Regions from separate parts of the Homo sapiens genome. Here regions 1 and 3 are each linked to region 2. Evidence: chromatin contacts called from ENCODE Hi-C or POLR2A ChIA-PET data. All regions are on one chromosome and are shown on one strand. The core of a region is the stretch at or near the end of the contact, and the rest is flanking DNA. Distances in the headings are between cores, read along the strand shown.

Region 1 (3,229 bases), core at 649-3,148, 5.5 Mb before region 2:
CACTTTTGATAGGGTTAAAAGACCAGTGTTCAACACTTTCCAATCCTGACTTCGGGCAAATCATTTACCCTTTCTGTTTCCTTATCTAAAATAGAAAATAACAGCCTATAGTGTACGCGGGTGGTCGTGTCTGCTTTTTAGAAGCCCATGAGCTAGTGGGGAAGCAAATGATTCATGGAAATAATTATAAAAACAAGGTAACATATGCTAAGAGTTATTAGGGCTATGAATGATACATCTTGGATACCCTATTAGATAATTTGTGGTGAAAAATTTGTAAACAATCTTGTGCTAAATAGAGAAATGGTTTAAAAATTTAAGATACCAATAACTTGCTTTCACTGTCACCTACATTAGTTTGGTTCCATTTTTAACAGTCTTTTATTACAAACTGATATAATCATAGCATAACTAAATTCAACCCTCTTCTCTATAAAATAGATCTCGGTTTGTAGGGTTTTACTATGATTTTGCATGCCATTTGATGTCCACAGGTATTTTTTAAGTCAAAAGGAAATCTGTAAATTAGGAACTGTTAATTTCCTCTTCATTTGGGCATCCTAGGTAGACTGTACAGATTTGTTCCAAGCACCCCATTAATTTGAGATTAGCCTAAGTTTTTCCTATGCCCGCACTTTGGAATATAAACATGTAGAAAATAGTCCATGACACAGCGGATGGGTTCATAAGTTTCTTCCGGGTCCTAACACCGAATTGTGCTGATGATCTGGCAATGGAGGCTAATCTTGCCACATCAAGTACGGCCTATTCGCTAAGCCGTCTGGGGCACTTTATAATTTTTTTCTTTGCTGGTCTGTTTGAAGGGCTCCTATGGCCAAAAAGGTGGTCAGTCCCGTCAGCTAGGCTGTGAGGACGCCTAAACGCTTTGAGGACGCCTAAACGCTTTGAGGTAGTGATGATGCATGATCGTGTGAAAGAGTTTCTCAGAGCACCTCCCTCGCGGGGTGGGGAAAAGGACCTCACTCCCCACGCCCCCTCCTTCCGCTGCGGGAGATAGCCACACCTTCCCCCTATCGGCGCCAAGCAGGTGGCCAGGCCCTCGGGACCTCGCGCCCCCGCAGCCAGTGGCCCGGCCAGCTCGTGCGTCACGTGACGCGGGTCAGCTGCACCGCCGGGACCTCCAGGCACCGCGGCGGCGACCGCCCAGCGCGTGGTCTCGAGATCTCATCTTTCCGCGCCCCTCCCCCCACGGTCCCGGAAAAGGGGGAGGCCGGTGACGTCATCATCCGGGTTCTTGTCGGCGGGGCTACGGTTCACAATGGAACAAAAACAAGCGGCCCGAGTCAAACTATGAGCGACGCGGCTGCGGCTCACGCGATTAACCCTGTCGTGGCCACACACCCCGCCAGTCCCTGCCGCCCAGCCCCTCCCGAGTGGTGTGCCAGATCTTTTCGGGCCTCCCTTCCCCAACTTCGGTCCTAGAGCCACCTCTGCCCTCGTCCCGCTCCTGAGCCGAGGGGCATGGAACAGGATTTCTGGCCGTAGCACGACCCTGAAGGGGCCAGCCGGAAGAAACAGTACTGCGCGAACAATCTTTACCGCATTGTCTTCCCCTCCCCCACCCTAGCTCTCCGGGTTCCCGGCGGCTCGCGCCGAAGCCCGGCCCCCTCAGCGGCTCGCGCTGCTCTCCCAGCCTTGACGGCCCGGGGTGGAGGGAGAGAAGAGGGGGCAGCTGAGCGGGAGGGGGCTGGGCAGGAGCAGGGGGAGGGCCGAAAGGAGGGGCCTGAAAGGGGCGGGCCCTGACGGGGGCGGAGAACTTCGGGTCTTGGGCGGCTCTGGGGCTAGTGGGAGTCTGCGCCGCCGCCGCCGCCGCCACCGCTGCTGCCGCCGTCGCCGCTACCGCCGCCGCCACTGGCCGAGCGGTTTTTTTTTTTTTGGTTTGCCGGATCCGCCATATTGACGAGGACGGGCATCCGCGGCTGCGGACGCTAGTCTCCGCCGCCGCCGGAGCCGCAACCTCTCCGCACCCGGCCCCGTCAGGGCCTCTGTCGCGCCTAGCCCCTCCCCGCCTTACACAGCTCCCGGGCCTCGCGGGAGCCCGCCGCCGCCGCCTCTCTCTCACGGGAGGCGGCCGCCTTAGCGCCCGGTGCTTGGGTCGGCGCCGGGAGCGAGGAGCGAGCTACTTCAAAGCCACCAGGCCTGGAGCGGGGACAGAGGCGGCGACTAGGGGAAGGTGAAGCCGTCGCTGCAGGAGGAGGAGCAGGAGGAGGTGACGCAGGAGAAACGCACCGCCCGGAGCCCGTCTGAGCTCAGCGAGAGCCCCAGCCTGAGGGGAGAAGGGGAAGAGGGCCGTCGCCGGCCAAGGAGGAGGAGGAGGCGGGCGCGGCGAGGAGCGAGTTCCGGCGCCGGTGTGCAGCCTTTTGGTTGAGACGCCCGCAGCCCCGAGCCCGGCCGCCGCAGCCTTTCGATACACTTTGTTGCCGGTCACCCCCGGGCCTGGGATGCACCCAGGGTAGGTCTCGTCCCGGGACCGAGCCCCACCGTCGCCTGGTGCCTCCCGCCTCCGTGTGCCCTGGTTGTGAGAAGACGTCTGTGTCGTGCGGTGAGTGGCCAGCTGCACTGGGGCGACGCTCTTTCCCGGGGCCAACAGCTGGATGTGGGTGAGGGGAGGAGGGCGAGGGGGGTGTGCGTGTGTGCGAGCCTCTTCCCTCGGCGGCTGCCGGCCAGGCTGGGGCTTCCCCGTTCCCCCTCCTCCGGCCCGGGCTGGGCGGGCGCGCGGGCCCGTGTTGTGTGTGGAGCCGGTGTCCCGAGAGCGTGTCTGTGTGTTTTGGACTGTAAGGGAAAATGGCTGACGGCTCCGTCCCTCCCCCTCCTCCCCCTTCCCGTCCTGTCTGGGGCCGAGTAGGAGGATGGAGTCTCCGGGCGTGGCGGGCAGCCCCCCCGCCGTCCGCACCCGGGGGCCGGGTCGGTTTGGGGGCTGGCCGCCCCCCGCCCGGCGGCCGCTTTCCTACCCGGTCTGGTTCCACTTGACACCAAACGCCATTACTGAGGTGGAGTGATTTGGAGCTGGGGAGCTAGGCCTCGGCTACGCCTGGCTATCAGGCCTGACGACTTGTCCGCCTCCCCCCACCCTCCCGCGATAACCCGCAGTTTCTCCCCGGCCCTGGGCTCCTGGAGTGGGAGCTGGGTTATCGGCCTCCTACACCTCCTTCGCCCCGCTTTATTTGCAGAGGGCCAAAGCCGTGAAAGGGGTTTTTGAATGCAGAAA
Region 2 (3,324 bases), core at 252-2,751:
ACTGGAGACTGGGAAGTGACATGAAGAACCTAAGATTTCAGCAACCATTTCAGGTTGATGATTATGAGGTTATCTTGATGCTGATCTGTTCTGTGGGCTCCCAAAGTGCTGAGATTACAGGCGTGAGCCACTGTGCCTGGCTCACACCTGTGGAGAAATGTTTCGCAGTGGTGTTTGCAGGCACAGAGAAAGCCAAAAGCAGGGTTTGGGGGATTTTGCTAGATGAGTAATGAAAAGGCAGAGGGCACGTGAGTTTAGCTTATTGGAGGGAGTGTTATTAAAATAATGGTATGGCATCTTTCAGCTGAATATGAAAAATTGAGAAGAAAGTGGGGGTGGTGGTCAAAAAGTGGAGGTTGGAGAATAGGGAAGATTTGAACAACTGGCTGGAAGAAGAGGGGAATTGTGGAAAGAAAACGAAATGCTTGAGTCAGTGGTTTCACAGGTGGAGTAGCTTCCGTGATGAAAAAGACCAGTGGAGAGCATTGCATATGTTCTCACTCTTCCAATTTGAACACCTTCCCCTGGTGGAGATAAGTAGATATGCTTTCTATGTTTTATTAACTTTACAACACCTTCCCCAAGCTGGTGAAAGGAAGCTCTCACTTCCTTATTCATTAGCCTGATGAAACAGAGCAAAATGTATCTTTTTTGGTTCTGTTTTGAATTTTAGTAACTCTAGTCTTCATCTGCCTGTTGGACTTCCTGTCTCTTTTTCATCTATCTTTGGGTACACATTTCTTCTTACGGGTCCTTTTAAACACCGAGCTCCTGAGAAAGGTCACCATTCTACCACTTTGATTCTGTAAATGTCTTTTGCTCATAGGTGTCAGAATAGGCTGGGTTATACTGTGGTAACAACCCCCAAATCTCGCAATCCCAGGAGGTACATGGGTACTAAGAATTATTCACATTTTACAAATGACCAAACTGGGCCCCAGAGTATTGGTAAAATGTGCAGAGCCCATCAGCTGGTGAAACCCTAAGGAACACAACACTTAGAATTTCACAAAGGCTAGACTTTATGAAATGTGCTGCGTGGATGCAGTAGTATCTCCAACCCCCCTGGACCGCTCTGCCACGTACAATCTTCTATCTTTCAGTCCGGAACTCAGTAACACCCACTCCAGGGCTGATGGGGGCGCTGGATGTATAGTGGCGAGTGTTTATCTGCCTAGGATAGCGATGGCTAGGCAGGGGACATAAAACAGAAGAGGCAGTGACCTTCTCCGGGTGGGGTCTATGGCCCTTTACTGGGTACATTCTGTACACACAGGCCCCTCCTTTGCCTGAAGTCATTGATGAAGACTTCATTACGGAGGGTTTGGGGAAAGGTGGGGGTCTGGCTGGGTAAGCCGGCGTCCCAGCCCCGCTACAGCCCCGCCCAGATCTGGCAGAGCCGTGGGCGAACCCAGGCGGGCAGAAAGGCGGGGCGGGCGGCTGCCAAGCCGGCCAATAGGCGGCTCTCCGGCTGCTAAGCCGAGAGGGCAGGGGCGCCGTCAGTAGCACCACCGCCTTCCAAGTTTCCCCTTGTGGATGCGCGGCCCCGCGGCTCTGCTCCTCCCGGCGCAGAGGGGCCGGGAGAGGCCACAGGAGCGGACCTGGCACGGGATTTCTGAGGAACGGGAGAAGACTGGCGCCCGACCCGCTCTGGAGGGTCGGTGAACGATGAAGGGCCGGCGGCGGCGACGCCGAGAGTACTGCAAGTTCGCGCTGCTGTTGGTGCTGTACACGCTGGTGCTGTTGCTCGTCCCCTCCGTATTGGACGGCGGCCGCGACGGGGACAAGGGCGCCGAGCACTGCCCCGGCCTGCAGCGCAGCCTGGGAGTGTGGAGCCTGGAGGCGGCGGCGGCCGGCGAACGCGAGCAGGGAGCGGAGGCGCGGGCCGCCGAGGAAGGGGGCGCGAACCAGTCTCCTCGGTTCCCAAGCAACCTCAGCGGCGCTGTCGGGGAGGCAGTGTCTCGCGAGAAGCAGCACATCTACGTGCATGCCACCTGGCGCACCGGCTCGTCCTTCCTGGGCGAACTCTTTAACCAGCACCCGGACGTTTTCTACTTGTATGAGCCCATGTGGCATCTATGGCAGGCGCTGTATCCGGGCGACGCCGAGAGCTTGCAGGGCGCGCTGCGCGACATGCTGCGTTCGCTCTTCCGCTGCGACTTCTCCGTGCTGCGGCTGTACGCGCCGCCGGGGGACCCCGCTGCGCGCGCCCCGGACACGGCCAATCTTACCACGGCCGCCCTCTTCCGCTGGCGGACTAACAAGGTCATCTGCTCGCCGCCACTGTGTCCTGGCGCACCCCGTGCCCGGGCCGAGGTGGGCCTCGTCGAGGACACCGCCTGCGAGCGCAGCTGCCCACCCGTGGCGATACGCGCCCTGGAGGCCGAGTGCCGAAAGTACCCGGTGGTGGTCATCAAGGACGTGCGCCTGCTCGATCTGGGCGTGCTGGTGCCCCTGTTGCGTGATCCAGGCCTCAACCTGAAGGTGGTGCAGCTTTTCCGCGACCCGAGGGCGGTGCACAACTCGCGCCTCAAGTCTAGGCAGGGACTGCTGCGCGAGAGCATCCAGGTGCTGCGCACCCGCCAGAGGGGCGACCGCTTCCACCGTGTGCTGCTGGCGCACGGCGTGGGTGCTCGCCCCGGGGGCCAGTCTCGCGCGCTGCCCGCCGCGCCGCGCGCCGATTTCTTCCTGACCGGTGCGCTCGAGGTGATCTGCGAAGCCTGGCTGCGCGATCTGCTTTTCGCGCGCGGCGCGCCCGCCTGGCTGCGGCGCCGCTACCTGAGGCTGCGCTATGAGGACCTGGTGCGGCAGCCACGCGCCCAGCTGCGCCGCCTGCTGCGCTTCTCCGGGCTACGCGCGCTCGCAGCGCTCGATGCCTTCGCGCTCAACATGACTCGCGGCGCGGCCTACGGCGCCGACCGGCCCTTCCACCTGTCAGCGCGCGACGCCCGGGAGGCGGTGCACGCCTGGCGCGAGCGCCTGAGCCGAGAGCAGGTGCGCCAGGTGGAGGCCGCCTGCGCTCCAGCCATGCGTCTGCTCGCCTACCCTCGCAGCGGAGAGGAGGGCGACGCGGAGCAGCCCAGGGAAGGGGAGACGCCGCTGGAGATGGATGCCGACGGCGCCACGTAGCCTCCCATCCCTGTCCCCGGCACGGATCCGGGTAAGGTGGCCCGGGGCAAGGCAGGGACCGGGACTGGTCTTCCGGGAGCCTGGAATGGCCTGGGGAGGGGGAAGTGTAGGGGGGAGGGTACCATGCTGGATCCCATTCTATCAGATCAGGTCCAAGAGGATGGGAAAGTCCTGCTCGTAGAATTTGGTAGATTC
Region 3 (3,434 bases), core at 629-3,128, 5.2 Mb before region 2:
TGTTTTATTATAATCATTTTGCTTTCGTTTGTTGACAGATCATGTTTTTTGAAATTGTGTTTGTAGGTTTACATAAACAATTTAGGTTTTGTTATTTCAGTATAGGTAAAGGGGGCGTTAGAAAATACTCGTTATGAAAAGGAGTTGGGTCTTTCACAGGGTTATGGAATGTAGCAGACTCCTTTTATAGATGAGCAAATTGAGACCCAAAGCCGTTAAACAACTTGCCCCCGACAGTGTGATATTCTCTCCCTATCTCGTTCGAATTTCCGTCTCGATTTTAAAAATTGAGAAGGGAGAGAAGTTATGTGTATAGTAAATTATGTGATGAGCACGAACTATTTGAATTCTGGCAGCAGAAGACCTTTTGTGGGGGTGGTGGAAACCACTGCGTTTTATTTAATTTCGTAGGGCTGAGGGTCAGAAGAGAGGGGAAAGCGGTCATAAGAAACTACGGATGTGCGGGCGCCGGCTCAAAGCCGGGAATCCACTAGTAAACACCTTCTTCTATTTAAGGGCCTGCGGCACCGAAGCCGGGACTTGGGGTGGCCTGCCTAGGAGGGAACCACAGGAAGAGGTTCCACCGACGGTAGAAACCCGGTTCCTCCTGTTCCTCATCCACCGCAGCGGCCTGAGAGTCACCCCGAGCCCAGGCCGGTAACCCCGCTGCAGCCCCTCCGGCAGGCCCAGGTTGCACCGGCTACAAACATTCCCGACACCCTTGGGCCCTAGAAGAGCCGTTCGCCACCCGCGGGGTCCCCGCAACGCCGGTGGTCACCGGCCCTAAGCCGCTGGGCGCCCCGCGGGAGGAAACTAGGGGCAAATGTAGCCCGCATTCCTGCGGAGAGCCGGGGTCCCGGGAGGGCGCGCCAGCGGCGGTTCCGGATCAGCGCGTGTCTGTCTCATTGTTCCCTCACCGCGGGGGGCGGGGGCGGAGGCGCGCGCGCACACGTCGGGGGGTTGGCCAGGAGGGGCCATTGTGTGTTTCTAGGCGGCGCCCCCGCTGCCTAGGCAACCGCGCAGGAAGGTGTCCGGCCACCTGCGCGCGCCGCCGGCTCCCCTCCATTTCCCCCCGACTCCCGCCCCGGTCACCATCCTACCCTCCTCCCTCCTCCTTTCCCCTTACTCCGCTCCCCTCTTTTCCCTCCCTCTCCTCCCCTTCCCTCTGTTCTCTCCTCCTCTTCCCCTCCCCTCCCCCGTCCGGAGCACTCTATATTCAAGCCACCGTTTCCTGCTTCACAAAATGGCCACCGCACGCGACACCTACGGTCACGTGGCCTGCCGCCCTCTCAGTTTCGGGAATCTGCCTAGCTCCCACTAAGGGGAGGCTACCCGCGGAAGAGCGAGGGCAGATTAGACCGGAGAAATCCCACCACATCTCCAAGCCCGGGAACTGAGAGAGGAAGAAGAGTGAAGGCCAGTGTTAGGAAAAAAAAAACAAAAACAAAAAAAACGAAAAACGAAAGCTGAGTGCATAGAGTTGGAAAGGGGAGCGAATGCGTAAGGTTGGAAAGGGGGGCGAAGAGGCCTAGGTTAACATTTTCAGGCGTCTTAGCCGGTGGAAAGCGGGAGACGCAAGTTCTCGCGAGATCTCGAGAACTCCGAGGCTGAGACTAGGGTTTTAGCGGAGAGCACGGGAAGTGTAGCTCGAGAGAACTGGGACAGCATTTCGCACCCTAAGCTCCAAGGCAGGACTGCTAGGGGCGACAGGACTAAGTAGGAAATCCCTTGAGCTTAGACCTGAGGGAGCGCGCAGTAGCCGGGCAGAAGTCGCCGCGACAGGGAATTGCGGTGTGAGAGGGAGGGCACACGTTGTACGTGCTGACGTAGCCGGCTTTCCAGCGGGTATATTAGATCCGTGGCCGCGCGGTGCGCTCCAGAGCCGCAGTTCTCCCGTGAGAGGGCCTTCGCGGTGGAACAAACACTCGCTTAGCAGCGGAAGACTCCGAGTTCTCGGTACTCTTCAGGGATGAGTCATGTGGCAGTGGAAAATGCGCTCGGGCTGGACCAGCAGGTGAGCCGCAAGAACCCCACCGGGCTGGCTGCTGCGTGAATTCCTCCCCTGACCTAACCTGGCTAATGGCGCAGCGCTAACCGGCACCCTTACTTTTCATTTTCTGGGTGCCCCGGGCTGGCGGGTGTGAGTGCCCCGGGGCTATAGAGGGATAGGAATGTTGGTTGGGGCTGTCGCCCGGGCCCGGTCTCGGCCCGCTGTATTGTCCCCGGGACGAGCACAATGGCGGCTTTTGTGTGTGCGTGCGCAGGCGGGCGGAGGGGGAGGAAGTGCGCGCGCTCTCGCGGGGACGCGCATGCGCGAATCCCGACTGATTAGTGACCTGGGGGGGTTTGCGGGAGTGCGCAGCGCGGCGGGACGCGACTGGAGGCCCTTTTGGCTTGGAGGGCTTCGGCCTTCACGGCTGGCGCAGCCTGGATTCCCGTCCGGAGGACCTGGCGGCACCCGGTGTTTGCGTGCCTGCGAGCAAGGGGTAGAACGCGGCCCAGGAATGTGGGAGGGGGCGGCCTTCGCTCGGGGTAATGGCGGCGGCCTCTTTTGTGTGGTGCTGGGCGGCGCTGTGGCTCACCTCCGGGAGACGGCGGGTCTCGGGCGGGCGAAGGCCTGGAAAGGAGGATGGAATGGGTTTCTTGTTTTTTCCCGGGTTCCTTCCGCTGGCTTTTTCGCTTCAGCCCAGGTTCCGCAGGGTCCGGGGGCCCTGCGCCGCAGCCGGGGAGGCTGCGTTTCCGGAGTGGAAAGTTTTGTGACGCAGAAGATTGGGGAGGAGTGGGGGAGGGGTGGGGGCGGGGAGGGGAGGCAGGAATTGGCCGCTGCGCGCTGGGCCCTGGAGATAGAGGTTGGACGTGGCGGGGAGGTTAGGGAGCCAGCGAGGCCCTTTCTCCTCCTTGCTTGCCCCAGATTGTCCCTGTGTGGTATGTTAGCCGGGAGTCCCGCGTTGTTTTTCTGGGGTGGAGGGGTCATCGCGGGTTGTGGTAGTGTCTTCGTGTTAGTGACTGTGATCCAGGAATCCGCCATTGGAAAAACACCCGGCTTAGGGGGGAAGTAAACAGTTTTGTTGTTGACTTGTTGCTATCTGTGGAGTAGAATCTTGCAATGGGTCCCAGGCCCCCGGGTTTTTTCTCTTAGCCAGAATCCCCTCTTCTAAGGGTTTAGGGGCAGAGGAGAGAAAGATGTGTGATTTGAGAGGAGAAGGTTATGGACTTTGGTGGCAGGAAGTCTGCATCCCACCGCAACAGTGGCACCAGGCTTCAGATAAGCTCTTGTGTGGGTTATGCGGAGCTTTTAAATAAACTACTGTCTACTGTGATTAGGGGAGCGTTGATTTCACAAACTCCGGAATAATCCTGAGACGAAGTTTAGTGGCACAAATTAATTGAATACATAGTTTAATGTAGTCATATGTAATATTTTTTAGGAATTG

Evidence for each region. A loop is a pair of places that touch in the nucleus more often than their neighbours do. ChIA-PET counts read pairs that join two places held with the same protein, here RNA polymerase II (POLR2A). Pooled maps may share reads with other maps.
Region 1: a loop to region 2 is called in a pooled map, with 17 times the contacts of the local background. The contact joins the promoter of USP9X here to the promoter of CHST7 in region 2. A Hi-C loop is called at or near these places in 1 of 37 single-sample maps with no recorded cell type and 5 of 50 pooled maps. POLR2A ChIA-PET finds 5 or more read pairs at or near these places in 1 of 52 experiments (T-cell).
Region 3: a pooled map shows a loop between it and region 2 (7-fold over the local background). The contact joins the promoter of DDX3X here to the promoter of CHST7 in region 2. A Hi-C loop is called at or near these places in 1 of 37 single-sample maps with no recorded cell type and 6 of 50 pooled maps. POLR2A ChIA-PET finds 5 or more read pairs at or near these places in 1 of 52 experiments (activated B cell).

The regions. Positions count from the first base shown.
Region 1 is chrX:41,083,547-41,086,775 of GRCh38, forward strand. USP9X (ubiquitin specific peptidase 9 X-linked) reads left to right here and starts at 1,899. Exons shown (of 45, transcript NM_001039591.3): 1 at 1,899-2,563. RefSeq lists enhancers at 850-1,144, 894-1,433, 1,972-2,509 and silencers at 1,054-1,123, 1,554-1,933, 2,634-3,093.
Region 2 is chrX:46,572,264-46,575,587 of GRCh38, forward strand. CHST7 (carbohydrate sulfotransferase 7) reads left to right here and starts at 1,502. Exons shown (of 2, transcript NM_019886.4): 1 at 1,502-3,160. The coding sequence starts at 1,669. The coding sequence ends at 3,129. RefSeq lists silencers at 2,520-2,569, 2,690-2,749.
Region 3 is chrX:41,332,284-41,335,717 of GRCh38, forward strand. DDX3X (DEAD-box helicase 3 X-linked) reads left to right here and starts at 1,879. Exons shown (of 17, transcript NM_001356.5): 1 at 1,879-2,014. The coding sequence starts at 1,970. RefSeq lists a silencer at 700-1,189 and an enhancer at 1,280-1,509.